3 separate regions of the Homo sapiens genome follow, and regions 1 and 2 are each linked to region 3. A link is an interaction called in ENCODE POLR2A ChIA-PET data of the cell type or tissue named here. Cell type or tissue: CD4-positive, alpha-beta T cell. All regions are shown on one strand.

Region 1 (2,500 bases), 95 kb after region 3:
CCCACCTTTTCTCCATTTTCATAGTGGTAAAGGGGTTATATTTAAGCTGGAGATCTGTCAGAACTAAGTACAAATACCTACTTAGAGTTTTCAGGCATCAATTCTCAAACTTTTTAAAAATTTTGATCCACTCGGGCAAGGGCAAGTCAAGACTCCTCAATTCATTTGCCTCACACTTTCTGACTTTGTGATGTAAAAAAGAACTTACTTATAAAGATTGGAGAGAAATATAAAGGGAATGCTTATTACTTTATATGCATTTGACTTTGTGCCTATATAAAATTATGTCCTACAGGCTGAAAAATAAGAAACATCGTGTTTACCTTGATAGTATGTTGGAAGTACAAATTTACCAGTGAAATATTGCTGTCTAAGCAGAATTTATTTTTTGCCAATAGCTGATAAATTGGTTCATGTTTGAAGTTCAGTGTACATGTTCCAGTGTCCAGTTACTGGAAAGTTATTGGCCAGATAATAGAAATGCGTATCACTACATTCTTAAGCTTTGCAAGAAACCCATAGCAAATGAAATTGATGATGGTAAAGCCAAACTAACATTTGGTCATTAGAAAGCAGAGTAGCAGCAATGGGAAACTGACTAACTTGGAATGATGGTCATGCAAATGTATTGTCTGGAAATGGTAGCACTTCCGTTTGCCCACATATATGGTAGTAACTTGGCAAGTTTACCAAATACTGTGTTTCAGTCAGAATTCCTAGTAAAATACTGATTTACAGTTCTCTAGAGTACCTTTAATAACACTCTTAGTAGGTCACTAATAGGTGGATGTCAGTTACATGTGAAAATGGAAGCCTATGGGATGGTTTAAGGAAGAGTCAAAGGAAAGCCTTGCATTCGTTTTGATTTATTTGAAGCCCACCTATCAGTGGGGCCTCAGACAATATTTACTTGGGAAATCTTCAGTTTAGTACAGTTAGTTACAAAATAGTCTCCCTTCCTTGGGAACTCTGCGACTCTTTAAACTTCTGAATTCTGTATGTGGTTGAAAAATGGTTTATCTTGTTGAGGATTAGGGAGTGTCAGGAACAAATTTGGTCAGATGCTTCTATTATGTCTCTCCACAGAGGAGTAGTTTTTAACCTTGGTTGCACAACAAAATCACTTGGGGAACTTCAGAACATGTTGATGTCCAGGTTCCACCCACAGAAATTATGATTCAGTTGGTCTGGGATATAGTCTGGGTATCTGGTTTTTAAAAGACTGAGTGATTCTACTGTGCAGTGAATGTGGAGAACCTCCACTGAAGAGGTTATGTCTTAAATAATAGCTCCTGCGTTGTTGGGAAACTAATATTTATCTATTTTTTGGAAACAGAAGGTAAGGAATCTGTGATTTCTTTTCTTTCTTTCTTTCCTTTCTTTTCTTTCTTTCTTTTTTTTTTTTTTTTTTTTTTTTGGAGGCCAGGATTTAACCTTTGGCTACTGTGCTGACAAGTATTTTGGGGATAAAGCTTAAGTGTTTTGAATTGTTCCTTATATTCCAAGACAAGCTTTGTGCTCTTTGATGTGTACCCAAGGGTCATGTCATGATTAGAGGAACCATTTCTATAGTTCTATAAGGAAAGCAATTTCACAATTTTCGTATTTGCAGTTAAATGTCATTTAATAGTTAAAAACATTTTTGAAAATCTGAATAAACTTAAGGCCCTGATGCTATGGTTAAGGTTCTTGCCTTTTTATACTATATACAGTAGAAATGGGAAAGTGTAAATTAAGGTCATCTTCATATTATCTCTTTTCATAACTTGAAGAAAATGAAGCCACCTCTCAGTCTTCCAAATGTTAATTAACTGTGTTACTTTGACCTTTTGTTAGTGATCCCATTCAGCTAGTACCAAGCTGAAGATTGATATTCGTTAATGGTTAATATAAATTTACTGCTCTAGGTTAAGCCTAACATATGTAATTGCTACTCAGCCTATTACTTTTTAGTCCATTGGGAATCACTAAAAAAAGTAGAGGCTTTAGCTTCATTCCTCGGCTGCTTAAATCATATTGTAATGTTTTAAATTGTTATGTCGTCCTGTATAACCTTAGGCCCCAGTAACTGATTAATATGAGTCAGCTTTAAGTTAATTACAGATATAAAAGGTAATAGACACATAGGCATCCAATCTTGGTCAGTTTAATTTTTTAGGGTTGAATTTACAGAAGTGAGTAGGAAATTAAATTGCTTTATTTCTTCTAAAACCCTGACACAAAATCATAAGGTTAGAACACATTCAGTTGAAATGACTGTTAACAACCAACAGAGCTATTCCAGATAGCAATTTTCATTGACACTTGAAATACCCAGACAGAAAAAAGGAGAAACTGGAGTACAGATTTACGAGGTTGGAGTTGGAGGACACCCTGGTGTGGAAAACAACAAAGGTTTGGGAAGGGGGCAGTCCTTAGATTGGAAAGGGCACACCTGGTACAGATGGTGTGGTAAAAAGTGTGGTAAAATGCGAGCGAGCTCCAGTGGCAGACTCTAGTT
Region 2 (2,500 bases), 110 kb after region 3:
ATTGATTTATCTCCTCCTGTCCCCCATCTAAAATACCCATGCTGCTTTTCTGAGTGTTGATGGGGGTTACCAGCTTGATCCACTGTTGCTCTTAGAAGGCCCAGAAAGTCTTTGGGCATTGCCAAGAAATCCCGGATTATGTGGAAAACCCTCACTTTCTCTTCACGGCTGTACCAGAAAATCCCTAAGACAGATCTTGCCGTGGACTAGCAATACCTGCAAGTGCTGCCAATGGGAACTCAATTTATTCCTGGGAACCTAACGAGGAGAGCCCAGGCCTAGGCAGGAGGCCTGGAACCCTCTTGGCTAAGGTGCTGTTCCTGTTCCTGCAAGGTCTCCAGAACCCCTTTGGAAATGGTGAAGGAACCAGCCCAATAGAAGTACAGAGCCAGCTGACAAGTCCTTGTAAAGCTCACTCCTCAGTCCTTGGCACAGCCATGTTTTGTCTTCTCTCTTGGTATTTCTTCTCTCCCAACTTTAGCCATTTTGCCTTGGAATCATGATTACAATTTTTTCCTTTGCAGATGCCTTCCTGGGGGATACTCCTCCCCACCCTAAAGGGTCGCCTGCAACTTAGGCGGATTGGGTCTCTCTGCTGTGGCGTTCTCTCTTGAGAGACCCTCTGAATTTTAGCACAAAGTGCCTTCTGTTTCACAGCTGCCACCACCTTTAGAGGAATTTCGTCAGAAAAATGTGGAGGCTCCATATTAATGCATTATTTTTTAAAAAGTTTTGATAACTCTTAAAGCATCATTTGCACCTATGTGGGAACTTTGCCTGTTGCAAAGTATTGTGGCCGAGCTGCAGCTGGGAGCCTGCTTTCTGCCAGTCTTGAGGTTCTGAAGATCAGCTTTGAAAGGAAAGTATGTCCTAGCTTAGCCATTCAGAAGAGAAAAATGGAATATCAGAGTTACAGTTGTCAGTGAAACTACTTTGGATTTTAACCTCTTAGAGGAAGAAAAAAGGTTAGGGAAGTGTCAACTCTGGATGAAGGTGATGTGTTTGCCTCTCAGTCTTTCATTCATAGCCTGCTAGTGAAAAGGAAGTAAATGAGATTCTTTTGTGTGACTTTGTAGTCTCTTTGTATTACCAAATAGTTGGGGTGTTGACTCCTGTGTGTTTTGCAAGAATGTGTGGTAAGCCTGGGTAAAGAGAAGGAACTGCGGTGTTGGGAGAGTCTTTGTGTTGGGGAGTGGCAGGGGATGATTTGTTTCAGGGGAAAATGCCCACATTTTAACTTTTAAACTTCTGAATAAACTGTGTAAAAACAGTAGTGGAAATACGTGGTGTGATTTATTAAACTGATAAGAACAGATACTGCATTTGATCTTAGCAAAAAGGCTGAGAGGGGATTGTGATGTGATTTAAAGCAGATAGTGGCATATAACTTAGAGGCAGAGTGCTGATGGCTGCTTTTAACCCCTTTGTCCACAAACCATTACAACGCCTAATTTCGAGTGTTAATTTCAAAACTGTATCACCATCTTCATGCAAAGTGCTTTTCCATCTCAGGGAAGCTGGGACTGACTTTTGTTCTTAGGGAGCTAGTCTCCTGAATCACTGTCCATATGAAGAGACTTCTCTTGCCCCGACTGCATGTGCTTCTTCCACCCACCTCAGTGTTGCAGGGCAGTGGGCCCTCCCCTCACAGTAAGGCCAAGGGCACACACATCCTGACAAAAGTGCTGTCATCTGGTGGACCTTTTGTACAGCCTTTTACAGCCCAGCCCCATTTTTTCGCAGCCTGCAGTCAACGAGGAATCTCATGAGCTCATAAGATGGAATTGTTGGCTGGGTGTGGTGTCTCACACCTGTAATCCTAGGACTTTGGGAGGCCGAGGCAGGGGGATCACAAGGTCAGGAAAGATTGAGACCATCCTGGCTAACATAGTGAAACCCCGTCTTTACTAAAAATACAAAAATTAGCTGGGCATGGTGGCACGAGCCTGTAGTCTCAGCTACTCAGCAGGCTGAGGCAGGAGAATCGCTTGAACCTGGGAGGCGGAGGTTGCAGTGAGCTGAGATCGTGTCATTGCACTCCAGCCTGGGTGATAGAGCGAGACTCCGTCTCAAAAAAAAAAAAAAAAAAAAAAAAGATGGAATTGTTCAGCCCTGTGTCCATCAGAGCAGGGTTCTGTCTCTGAGATGTTGTATGCTGGAGGAGTCCCATATGCCCCACTTGTTAGCCCCTTTCTGGGTAGGGAAAAGCACCTCAAGGAGTCCAGAAGGGAGGGGCAAAGACCAGCTAGAGTAGAAACTGCAGGCAGAGGAAGCTAAATGCAGCCAGAATGGGTAATGTCTTTCTAAGGCTTATGAATCCTAAGAAACATGTTGGGCAACACTGGCTCAGTGTCGATCCTGTTGACAGAAATTCTGTTTCCTACTCTCATTGGGGTAGTTAGAAAATTGCATACTAAAATGAAACCAAAATCATATCATTTGATGTCTCCCAGTTCAGGAATGCATCACAATTTTCTTTAGTACCTGTTTCTTTGTAGTT
Region 3 (2,500 bases):
CCAAGGCCAGGAGTTAAAGGCTACAGTGAGCTATAATCACACCACTGCACTCCAGCCTGGGTGACAGATCCTTTTTTAAAAAATTAAATACTTTCTAAAAAGCCTTTGAAAACTCAAAGAAAGCTGACTCATCCTTACAACTTGATTCACTATTAAAGCCAAGGTTTATTCCCATTAACTAAGCCACCTGGAAAAGTTTAGGAATAGCAGAAACACTGCCATTTCTAAGAACGTAGCCAAAAAAGGTAGTCATTTACCTGCTCCGGCTGCGAGAGAAGCTTCTCCTTCTTGGAGATCTAAAAGCAGAAACAGGAAAATTAGGCTCATCATCAATTAGTATTTATGGCGTGAGGCATTTCCCAACTTTTCAATCTCACTGTTGGGCCCAGTGAATGTGCCGAAGAACTGGCACCCATCGTCCAAAAAAAAAAAAAAAAAAAAAAAAAGAAAAAAAAGAAAAGAAAAAAAAGGCACAGAAGGATTAAGAAACAAAAAGCTCAAGTGAAAAGCAGGTATTCCAACCATGGATTCACTTTAACAAAGAATGCTTCACAGCAGATCTGTCCAATGCAAAACTTCATGTCAAACTAACTTCACTACCCAAACACCACACCAAAATATAGTCCCACAAGTAGTTCCAAAAACAGTACCATAAACCAGTATTTGGAACCCATGCAAACCTGTAAGTCCATGACAAGACTTAGGTACCAGGTGGATAGTGTAATTTTGTGAAAACGCGGTAGGTGTAAATATTGATGCCATTAAGTGCTACATTAGAACTGCATTTGTGATCGTCACATTTAAGAGTGTGTTTAGGCTTACCAAAATTACCTTAGCTTGGCCCACACTTCAACCCCAAAATTTTAAATTTTGAAACTGTTAGTAAAACCATTTAAAGGTGATAGGATTCAACAAATTTTTGCCAGAAAAGCTAATCTGTTAGAGATATTAAAATTTTTAGTTTGGCATCTTGCACATGCAAATAAGTTTCACTTGAAGGCCTAGTTACATTACGAGTTCCCTATCACCCTTAAAAGTTTTTCAAGCAATATATATGTACGTTACCATTCAATTATGCACAGCCAGCCTTTGATCCAGAAAAAAGAATTACTTTAAGCCGCTTACTCCTTATTTTAACCAGCAGTAAACTGTATAAGCAGGAAAAACTTACTAGTTTTGGGTTTCAACAAGCTAGAAATGGTGAGGTGAGGCTGCCGGACTGACGGCCAGGAAGAATTTGCTGAAAAGGTTTTGCCAGATGTTGCGTTGGATTTAGTTGGTTGGCGAAGGGGGTGTTGTGGATTTTTCCTGCTTTTTTGTTAGCCGAAGGCTGCTGCTGTAGTTGTTGTGAAGACATTTGGTAAATAAACAGCTGAGCTGATTGGCCAGGAATGTGTGGGCGGTCGAGGTGGCTGCTGCCGATTTGGTTAAGGTTGGAGAGAAGGCTGAGAGAAAACAGCATGCTCGGGAACCAAAGGGCGGTGCAACCTGACGACTGGCCAGCCTGGGTCATGTGAAACGACACCAGCCAAGCTGAATGGGGCGCGCTGGTCACATGACGCTGAAAGGGCTAGTTGACTGGCTAATGCAGATTCAGAGGGTGGTGAGAAGAGACATGATGGTGACTCTGTAACGGGGTTCATTTTTATTAATAGATGGACCAAAAAGCACAAAAAAAATGAAAAACAAGCCATCAGTACAACCATCTATTAGCTAACAAATACTCTTTATTATGATGGGCAACAGTGTGCTGTTGTTTTTCAAAATAGCAAAAGGGGCAAGATTTTGAACTCCTGTCTCCTAGAAGGACTCCACTCACCTGTAAGAGGTAAATTTAGTCCTATAGAAACTATTTTGGAGGTCTGAGGAGATGTGGAGTTAGCACCCAGACAATACTGCCTGGTCCAAGAATGATGCCATTTTCAATTATAAAAAAACTGAATTTTCTCCTATTTGGGATTGAAGAACAGATGACTGGGATTACTTCTTTTTTAGCCCCCTTTATTGGTCAGTGACTTAAGTTAGTCTCAGAATGATTTCTACTTTACCAGTTGTAACATTAAAACAGCTGCCTGTTTGATAAATATTACAATTGTGCTAATAGTAGAAAACACAAATTTGTGAAGAGCTAGAGTTGAATGTAATGTTTGTCATTATGGAGCCAAGAAATGGAAAAAGGCCTAAACTGAAGTATAAGGGAAGATTTGGAAAGATGCAACTAGAAAGATGAACTAGAAGACAGATCCAAGATAGAAGTTACTGACTACCAACATGAACAGTGACCTAAAGACAAAAGCCAACACTCAGCACAACTCACATACCCCAAATTACACCCAACAAATGTTTCACAGAAACCTCCGATTCTTCCAAAGTTTAAAACCCACCAACAAACTTAAGAGAAATACCTGCTCCTACTAGCTACTCCATTACACCAATACCTCTTAACAAGCTTTCTCTCAAGTACCTGCGACGAGGTGGAGGACTCCTCCTACGATAATCA

Evidence for each region. Peaks named below come from ENCODE experiments on the same cell type or tissue, not always from the same donor. Only the 100,000 strongest peaks of a DNase experiment are listed, where the experiment ranks them.
Region 1: POLR2A ChIA-PET joins it to region 3 with 5 read pairs; 21 of 35 experiments call an interaction of 5 or more read pairs at or near these places.
Region 2: POLR2A ChIA-PET joins it to region 3 with 7 read pairs; 19 of 35 experiments call an interaction of 5 or more read pairs at or near these places.

Annotation. Positions count from the first base shown.
Region 1 is chr6:36,503,816-36,506,315 of GRCh38, reverse strand. All of the region lies in intron 9 of STK38 (serine/threonine kinase 38), which reads left to right. Among named protein-coding and RNA genes, the nearest start is that of STK38, 42 kb to the left of the region's middle. In CD4-positive, alpha-beta T cell, no CTCF peak of the experiment used is centred here; no DNase peak of the experiment used is centred here; H3K27ac peaks cover 584 bases.
Region 2 is chr6:36,492,662-36,495,161 of GRCh38, reverse strand. It overlaps STK38 (serine/threonine kinase 38), which reads left to right. Exons shown (of 14, transcript NM_007271.4): 14 at 1-1,270. It also overlaps the pseudogene LOC124901558. Among named protein-coding and RNA genes, the nearest start is that of KCTD20, 51 kb to the right of the region's middle. In CD4-positive, alpha-beta T cell, no CTCF peak of the experiment used is centred here; a DNase peak (open chromatin) is centred at 1,131; H3K27ac peaks cover 58 bases.
Region 3 is chr6:36,598,948-36,601,447 of GRCh38, reverse strand. SRSF3 (serine and arginine rich splicing factor 3) reads right to left here. Exons shown (of 6, transcript NM_003017.5): 3 at 2,465-2,500; 4 at 258-296. Among named protein-coding and RNA genes, the nearest start is that of SRSF3, 5.8 kb to the right of the region's middle. RefSeq lists enhancers at 999-1,498, 1,499-2,000. In CD4-positive, alpha-beta T cell, no CTCF peak of the experiment used is centred here; a DNase peak (open chromatin) is centred at 1,517; H3K4me3 peaks cover 2,148 bases; H3K27ac peaks cover 2,131 bases.